Regions from separate parts of the Homo sapiens genome. Here region 1 is linked to region 2. Evidence: read pairs that join two places in POLR2A ChIA-PET (ENCODE). Cell type or tissue: OCI-LY7. All regions are shown on one strand. Each heading gives the region's core, and the rest is flanking DNA. Links, peaks and the distances in the headings are about the cores only. Region 1 overlaps CACNB4 (calcium voltage-gated channel auxiliary subunit beta 4). Region 2 overlaps STAM2 (signal transducing adaptor molecule 2).

Evidence for each region. ChIA-PET counts read pairs that join two places held together with the same protein. Peaks named below come from ENCODE experiments on the same cell type or tissue, not always from the same donor. Only the 100,000 strongest peaks of a DNase experiment are listed, where the experiment ranks them.
Region 1: POLR2A ChIA-PET joins it to region 2 with 10 read pairs; 2 of 35 experiments call an interaction of 5 or more read pairs at or near these places.

What each region holds. Positions count from the first base shown.
Region 1 is chr2:151,841,302-151,845,703 of GRCh38, reverse strand. CACNB4 (calcium voltage-gated channel auxiliary subunit beta 4) reads left to right here. Exons shown (of 14, transcript NM_000726.5): 13 at 3,616-3,801. Among named protein-coding and RNA genes, the nearest start is that of ARL5A, 15 kb to the right of the region's middle. In OCI-LY7, for the core only: no CTCF peak of the experiment used is centred there; a DNase peak (open chromatin) is centred at 2,313; H3K27ac peaks cover 407 bases.
Region 2 is chr2:152,140,930-152,145,331 of GRCh38, reverse strand. STAM2 (signal transducing adaptor molecule 2) reads left to right here. Exons shown (of 14, transcript NM_005843.6): 6 at 375-444; 7 at 1,319-1,505. Among named protein-coding and RNA genes, the nearest start is that of STAM2, 33 kb to the left of the region's middle. In OCI-LY7, for the core only: no CTCF peak of the experiment used is centred there; no DNase peak of the experiment used is centred there.

The sequences.
Region 1 (4,402 bases), core at 198-4,197, 300 kb after region 2:
CAAGGGCATGGTATCACCGAGTGGGTAACTGTTCGCTGCCCGGGACTTCTGCTGATTAGGAGCTCTCTGCATCCATAGCCCATGCTGCAGGCCACATATTGCATAGTAAGGAGCTGACTACACTTGAACCTTTAAATTTATGAAAAATTGGCATAGCTGGTTTGCATAATTCATTGGGTTGCTTCTTTTTGCATTTCTTGTATGATTTTTAAAAATTGTTTTCCCTGATACTGAGTTTCTATCACTCTGATCTACTCAGCTGTGTTATTTCCTAAACAGCTAAAGAGAAAAATTGTCACAGATATACAGGCTGTGAAATTCTTCCTAGATGAAAATAAGCCACATATGTCAGTATTCATTCAGAAGCAGAAATTTGCTTTTCTCTGTGTTTTTTGAAAGCCTAAAAGCAGTTTCAAGTCATCTTCCAACCTGTATCTGTCTTTTAGCAGTGCAAAAGCAGTTTCCTAGAAATGACTGAGGCTTATACCATGTGCTGATATATACAAATTCTATCCATTCATTGGCAAAGAGAAGTGCTTTATTAAACTTATGGCAATTAAATGTGCCACTAATTATGTCTACAACCGTGACAATGTAACAAGTAGAACGGCCAAGTAGATATAAACCTCATTCAAATAACATTCTGCCATAGGTGCTGCTTACCCTCCTTGGGCTTTGCAATCCTGGCTGTGAATGTCAGGACCCATCCGGCCTAGGTATCCTTGGAAGGTTTTTCAGTTTGGCACTTTAAGAAACAGCAAGAAAATGATTTGTTGAGACTAATCAAACCCATATTATAGAATGAGACCCATGTAATCAAATTTTATGGTTCACATAAATAAAATGATATAAACAACCAACTCCAAGTCACATAAAATGTAGAACTTGCAGCACACTTTAGCCTGGAATGGCGGAAAGACTGGTCCTTTGTTCTGGTGCTGCCTCGTTTCCTCTTTCTTCCTCCTGTGCCATCTGAGTCTGTGGATGTCCTTTGGGGTGTAGCTGTCCTTGTCTCACTCAAGTCAGCACCTCGATGCCTCTATTTATGTCAAAGCATCATGGACAGTTCTGAGATTCTATATTTGTAACTGTTGAACTTTTACATGAGTTGGGGAGGGGCTTTTGATTGCAAGAGACAAGGAATTCCCTTGGGTTACTTTAGTGGAAAAGGGGATTTATTGTAAGCATATATGTTGACAGAAACTCTAGGCAGTAGCTGCTTTCCTTGGCACTCATGGCCATATGATCTCTTTCTTCCATTGTGCCTCTGCTTCTCTTTTTTTTTGTTTTATTTTCGTCCCTCTACAGATAACATTCTTTGGCTTACTCGTAACTTCCCCTTCCTTGTAAGTTCAGTTTTCACACATCTCTCCAAGCCTCCTTCCAAATCCAGAACTTTATGCTGCAGCTTCAAACGTTAACTGGCTCAGTCTCTTTATTTTTCTGAATTAAAGTCCCAGTGTGACATAGATTATTATGGATTTTAATACTTATCTCTCCCACCACACTTTATGCTTCTTGAGCATAAGATGTCTGTTTTCCTTGCCACTGTATACCCACAGTGCCTAGAAGAAAATAGGGACTGAGTATTTTATGAATGAATAAAATATGCAAAATAATCTGAAATCTACTAATAACTGTTCTTGGTTGGGGGGAATTTTCTACATGAGTTGAACTGGCTAAGTCTTCTCAAACATGAGTCCATTTGGACTGAAGTCATCTTATTCTTTTCCTAGTCTTGTTCCAAGAACCCCAAATGGCTTTCCAATTTAAGGCCAAAATTTTCCATAAAAATTGATGTGATGAAACATTTAAATAGTAAATGTTGGGAGAGAGATTGTTTCCATGGTGACTTCTGCTTCAGGAGTCCTTGTTCTAAGCACAGAAGAGAATGACTGAACTGAGACACCACTAACTTCACATCATCCAGTTGCCATTAACCTAATTTCAGCCAGCTTTATCAGTGCCGATGGCAGTGACCCTGTCTTTGATTCATTCCTGGGAGGTTCTTATTTTGGTAAAATGAGTTCATAAAAGCAGATGAAGGTGGTGGGAAAGGTCAATCCTACTATTGAAAGTTGAGATGTGAGCCGGGTGTGGTGACTCACGTCTGTAATCCCAGCACTTTGGGAGGCCGAGGCAGGAGGATCGCTGGAGCCCAGGAGTTTGAGACCAGCCTGGGCAACATGGTGAGATCTCATCTCTACAAAAAGTTAAAAAAGTTAGCCAGGCACAGTGGTGCATGCCTGTGGTCCCAGCTACTCAGGAAGCCGAGGTGGGAGGATCGCTAGAGCCCAGGTGTTCCAGGCTGCAGTGAGTTGTGTTTGCTCCAGTGCACCCTGGCCTGGGCCACAGAGCAACACTGTCTCAAAGAAAAAGAAAGAAAGAAAGAAAGTTGAGATGTGCTAACACTTACCTGTGGAATGACTTTTCTCTTTGTGTGGTGCCAAAGTTTTCTGGTTTCCCTCTGAAGAGTATATGTCTGGGGTATATCCTGTCTGTGTTCCCAGCCACACTGCAATGACAGGGGGGCCACCCTGCTCCTCTGGAACAGAACAACTTCCTGAGTACAGACCAGATGTTGAACAATGGCCTTACTGTCCGAAACGTGGACAGCAGATACTTCTTTTGTGACCCCCTGCTTTCCCTAACTAAACACCCCTTGTTCTTTTTTAACCATTTCACAAAATGATCTTGTGGTAGCAGAAACCACTGCCATGTGGTTTTCTGTTATTAATCCTAAACTTTCTTTCCTTATTGTTTTATCATAAAACAGATAATGTTATTTTCACAAGCATTCTGAAAATTACCTAAGTAAATGTTATTCCCTTCAACATAGTTACCTTAGGAGAAAAAATGTTTATTCCATTGATGTGGTCATTGCCCAAAACATGTCTAGAACTCCCTTCTCAGTGCCACAAACTTGCTTCTCTCATATTCCAAAGTGTGTAGAGTGCAGCTCTATAGGAATACATGGCTAAAGATGTGAATACACGTGGGTTTTTGTCATATTTTACCTGTAACACATTTACACTTACTTCATCTTTTTCTTTCTAAATAATGAAAAATCCGGCTGGGCGCTGTGGCTCATGCCTGTAATCCCAGCACTTTGGGAGCCAAGGCAGGTGGATCACTAGGTCAAGAGTTCAAGACCAGCCTGGCCAAGATGGTGAAACCCCATCTCTTCTAAAAAAAATACAAAAAAATTAGCTGGACGCAGTGGCAGGCGCCTGTAATCCCAGCTACTTGGGAGGCTGAGGCAGGAGAATTGCTTGAACTCAGTGGACAGAGGTTGCATTGAGCCGAGATCGTGCCATTGCATTTCAGCCTGGGCAACAGAATGAGACTCCGTCTTAAAAAAAAAAAAAAAAAAAAAAAAAAAAGATCCAAATATTGAATGAACACTTTCATTTTTATATTAATGTCTACATTCGTTCATGGATAACTGTGTAACTCTTCACTTGACCCTAACTTTAGAAACTGCCCATATAGCACCTCAAATTTGATTTTAGCTAATAGCTATTAAAAATGCTATTATCTGTGTTAAGTGGAATTTTAGGTTTCATTGCCTAAAACCTAAAATGGAAGTAAAGTGGATTTTCTTGTCATCTACAGGAAATGTTTGATGTTATATTGGATGAAAATCAGCTTGAGGATGCATGTGAACATCTAGGGGAGTACCTGGAGGCGTACTGGCGTGCCACCCACACAACCAGTAGCACACCCATGACCCCGCTGCTGGGAAGGAATTTGGGCTCCACGGCACTCTCACCATATCCCACAGCAATTTCTGGGTTACAGGTATTGTCACTTTTTCACTCATGCTTTTTACAACCTTACATGTAAAATTCTATGGGAACTTGATTAGGATGGAGACTGGAGTCATCCTTAATCTGAAGAGGGAACACTATGTGCACATTATATTTAAAAATCTTAAATATTATCTAATTATGATCTATCCTAGAGAAAACTACCCAGAGACTGACAATTTCCTGAGAATTATGCTGTCTGTGAATTTACAGTGGATTTTACTTAGGTAAATTAACTCCTCCTATGTCTAAACTCTGCTGGCAAACGTAATGCCTACTCAATGCACCTGCCCATTACTTTTTTTTAGAGACATAGTCTCACTCTGTTGTTCAGGCTGGAATGCAGTGATATGATCATAGCTCACTACAGCCTCAAATTCCTGGACTCATGGGCTTATGCAGTCCTGCTGCCTCAGCCTCCCAAATAGCTGGGACTACAGGCACATACCACACACATGGATAATTAAAAAAAAAAAATTGTAGAGACAGTGTCAGTGTCTCACTTTGTTGCCCAGGATGATCTCAAACTCCTGGCTTCAAGCAATCTTCCTGCCTTGGCCTCCCAAAATGTTGAAATTACCATCATGAGCCAC
Region 2 (4,402 bases), core at 294-4,293:
TTTGGTAGGCTGAGACAGGAGAATCACTTGAGGCTAAGAGTTGCAGATCAGCCCAGGAAACATAGTGAGACCCTGTCTCTACAAAAAATAAAAATTAGCCGGTTGTGGATGCATACACCTCTAGTTCCGGCTTCCCAGGAGGCTGAGGCAAGAGGATCACTTGAGCCCAGGAGTTGGAGGTTACAGTGAGCTATGACTGTGCCATGCACTGCAACCTGGCTGACAGAATGAGACCCTGTCTCAAAAAAGAACTTCACTTTTAAATGAAACTCAGTTATATCAGTATTTTTTAAAATTTACCATCTGCAAGTAATTATGGAGCTTGTGTTTTGTTTGAAAAGATAGTTGTGTTCATTTTACTCATACATTTACAGACTGTCTCAGCTGCTGCCAAGAATGGTACGTCATCGAACAAAAACAAAGAGGATGAAGACATAGCTAAAGGTAAATGATCAAGCACATGTAATTTAGTGTTGCTTAAAATATCTTTGCCAGGGCTGGGCGCGGTGGCTCACGCCTGTAATCCCAGCACTTTGGGAGGCCGAAGTGGGCAGATCATGAGGTCAAGAGATCGAGACCAGCCTGACCAACAAGGTGAAACCCCATCTCTACTAAAAGTACAAAAATTAGCTGGGCGTGGTGGCGGGCGCCTGTAGTCCCAACTACTCGGGAGGCTGAGGCAGGAGAATCGCTTGAACCCAGGAGGCGGAGGTTGCAGTGAGCCAAGATGGCACCACTGTGCTCCAGCCTGGCGATGGAGTGAGACTCCATCTCAAAAAATATATATATGTATTTGCCAGAACATTTTTTTGAAATAAAAATGATAATAAAACTAGCATACTTTTATTTTTACCTCAAATCTAAAAACTAGTAGCATCCAAAAAGTAAGGAAAACAAATGACATGCTATCAAATGAATTTAATTCATTATCTTTTTTCAGTAATATGTATTTGATGTGCTACCTTTGGAGAGATTACATTTCACCTTTTTTTAATGCCAAAGTTATGAGTCAAGCAGAGAAATATGTTCATGGCTTATCCTATATGGAAAGCTACCCATATTATAATGTCACAATCTGTTTGCTATAAAAATAATTGCTGCTGTGTATGACAGACCGTGATAATAAAGAATGAGCAAAAACTTTATTTTAAAAATGTCATGGTTCCCTGCCCTGCCCCACCCTCCCGAAAGTTAACTGTAGCATGTAATTAGACAAATAAAATGCTTGATTTATTCTTATTAAATTTTACATTGTCATCTAATGTTTATTTTATCAAAATTAATTCCAGTTTCTTTGCATTTTAATTTTTGAAACTAGCTATTGAATTATCGCTGCAAGAACAGAAACAGCAACACACAGAAACAAAATCCTTATATCCATCTTCAGAAATTCAGTTAAATAATAAGGTTGCACGGAAAGTGAGAGCTTTATATGATTTTGAAGCTGTTGAGGACAATGAACTCACCTTTAAACATGGTGAAATAATTATTGTTTTGGATGACAGGTAAGTTTTAAATCTTTATGGGAAGGTTTAAAGTGTAATGCCCTTAATTTAGAATCCAGAGTATTCAGTTCTTTGACTTTTAGTGTATTTAAATCATAATAGAACCATTTCATACCTTGTTTTTTCTAAAATAAAAGTTAGGCATGTAATGTGAGCCTCTTCTCGTTATATTTGATAATTTATGTTTGTTATATTTGATAATTTATATCTTGGATGAAAGATGTATTAAATAATATTGTTGATGACCACAATTGGGAAACATGTAAATACTCAGTTACTTGAATATGTTTACGTTGGCAGTTGTGTGTACTGAAATTATTGGCAGAAAAACTTTAGGAAGAAATACAGCAATATACCCTTGATCAGAGCACCAAAAGCTATACTTGGCTCCTCCCCAATTCTTAATCTACTACTGTATTCTCCTCAGAATTTCTCTGCCATTTAAAGCTGTCATAAAAAATAGATCAATCTCTGTAGAGCTTAATACTGTTCTGTACTTTTAAAAGAAATTCATGAAATTTAGCAAGAGTGAGAAGTAAGCTTGTTGCTGTGAACACAGATTGCAGATGTATTTGGTATCCATTATAAATAACTTAGTTATTTATAACACACTAGTCTAATATATTTCTAGTATTTTTTAAATAAAGGGTAGATAAATAATGGTTTTACTTTACTGTGGTAAATATTTCTTGAGAAAATGTTATGTAATCAACTATTTAATAACAAATGAGGACACAGTTCTGTCTTCATAAAACCTAGAATAAAATAAGGGAGTTAAAATTACCATATAGACAATTGTATGGAAGGCAGAATGTGGTGAATACCATAAAAGAGGTGCTGTTGGAGCCCAGATAGCAGATTTACACTTGGTGCAAGCATCTGGCAAAGAAGGCTTATCCTGCGGCTCCATTTCAGGTGTGTATCTTGATTGGTTTTGATAAGATAAAAAATTTTGCAAGAAGTTGAGGATGGGAAAAGGAAGGTCTCTTAGGCAATCAAGATAGTACCATCTTCACTTAGAAAATCTTTTTTCCATAAAGAAAAATTTTTTAAATAATCATTTGGAGTGGAACACCATGATCCCTGAAGGAGAATAGATAGAAATACAGATGTTTCTCAACTTATATTAGCCTACAGTTGGGCAAAATCATCTAACACAAAACCTATTTATTATAATAAAGTATTGAATATCTCATGTAACTTATTGAATACTGTACTGAAAGTAAAAACCAGAATGGTTTATGGGTATCTGAGTGTGTATCACTTTTGCACCATCGTAAGTCATGCCATCATGAGTTTGACACTGTCTGTAAAGATGGAGAGATAGTGTGGGCTCTGAACACTGACAGTCTGAAATGTCAGGCTTATGAGTGTCTTTTAGTTAGAGTACTTACAAAAGAACTTAGGTTTACCGTTTTGATACTCTTATACAACTATGAAGTTAAAGATATTTATAAAATAAAAACAAAATGAGTGGTTTTGTCTAAGATTTTAATTTAGAGCATTACTTTATATAACAAAATTTTCTAAAATAAATTACTGCTCACAAAACAATTTTCAGTTAAGATTTATCACCTCAAAAAAGAACTTTTTTATTTGTAACTGCTAAGAGAATTCAACATGAATGTGATGGAATTTGTAGGTCAATTGCTGTCATTTTGACGATAGGACACCCTACTTTTATAGTTGCTGTAAGCATGCTTATGGGTAAAATATTGTCATTTTAGGTGATTGGTAATCGCTGGTAGACAAATGCAAACTTGCATGCTAAAGTTAAATGACAGTCTTCGGTTAAAAGGAAGTCATCCAGAAAATGACTCTATTCATTGTTTTTATACTTTTGTGGAATTTGAAGCATAAAATTTTCACACACAGAAGTCCCTTGAAGTCCCTTGAAAATATATCATTCTTGGATCTCCATTTAAGAACCATGGAGCTGGCAGGGCGTGGTGGCTAACACCTGTAATCCCAGCACTTTGGGAGGCTGAGGCGGGCGGATCACGAGGTCAGGAGTTCGAGACCACCCTGGTCAATATGGTGAAACCCTGTCTCTACTAAAAATACAAAAATTAGCCGTGCATGGTGGCGCACGCCTGTAGTCCCAGCTACTTGGGAGGCTGAGGCAGGAGAATCGCTGGAACCCGGGAGGCGGAGGTTGCAGTGAGCCGAGATCGTGCCATTGCACTCCAGCCTGGGCGACAGAGCGAGACTCTGTCTCAAAAAAACAAACAAACAAACAAACAAAAAAACATTGAGCTGATAGAAAAGGTGCACATTTCTTATTTATTTATTTGAGACAGAGTCTTGCTTTATCGCCCAGGCTGGAGTGCAGTGGTGCCATCTCAGCTCACTGCAACCCCCGCCCCCTGTGTTCAAGTGATTCTCCTGCCTCAGCCTCCCCAGGAGCTGGGATTACAGGCATGCGCCACCATGCCCAGCTAATTTTTGTATTTTTAGTAGAGAGGGTTTCGCCATGTTGGCCAGGCTGATCTCAAACTCCTGACCTCAGGTAATCTGCCCATCTCGGCCTCCCAAAGTGCTGGGATTACAGGCGTGAGCCACTGTGCCGGCCCAAAGGCGCACATTTTTTATTAATGGAGTATATCAAGAAAAGCGTTTTACTTTCTACACTTTTAGCTTTATCTTACCACTCCATGTTTCTTTTCTTTTCTTTTTTTTTTTTTTTTTGAGACAGGGTCTCACTCTGTCGCCCAGGCTGGAGTGCAATGGCGTGATCTTGGCTCACTGCAACCTCCACCTCCCAGGTTCAAGCAATTCTCCCACCTCAACCTCCTGAGTAGCTGGGAATTCAGGTGTGCACCACCATGCCCGGCTAATTTTTTGTATTTTTAGGGGTAGAGACAGGGTTTAATCATGTTGGCCAGGCTGGTCTCAAA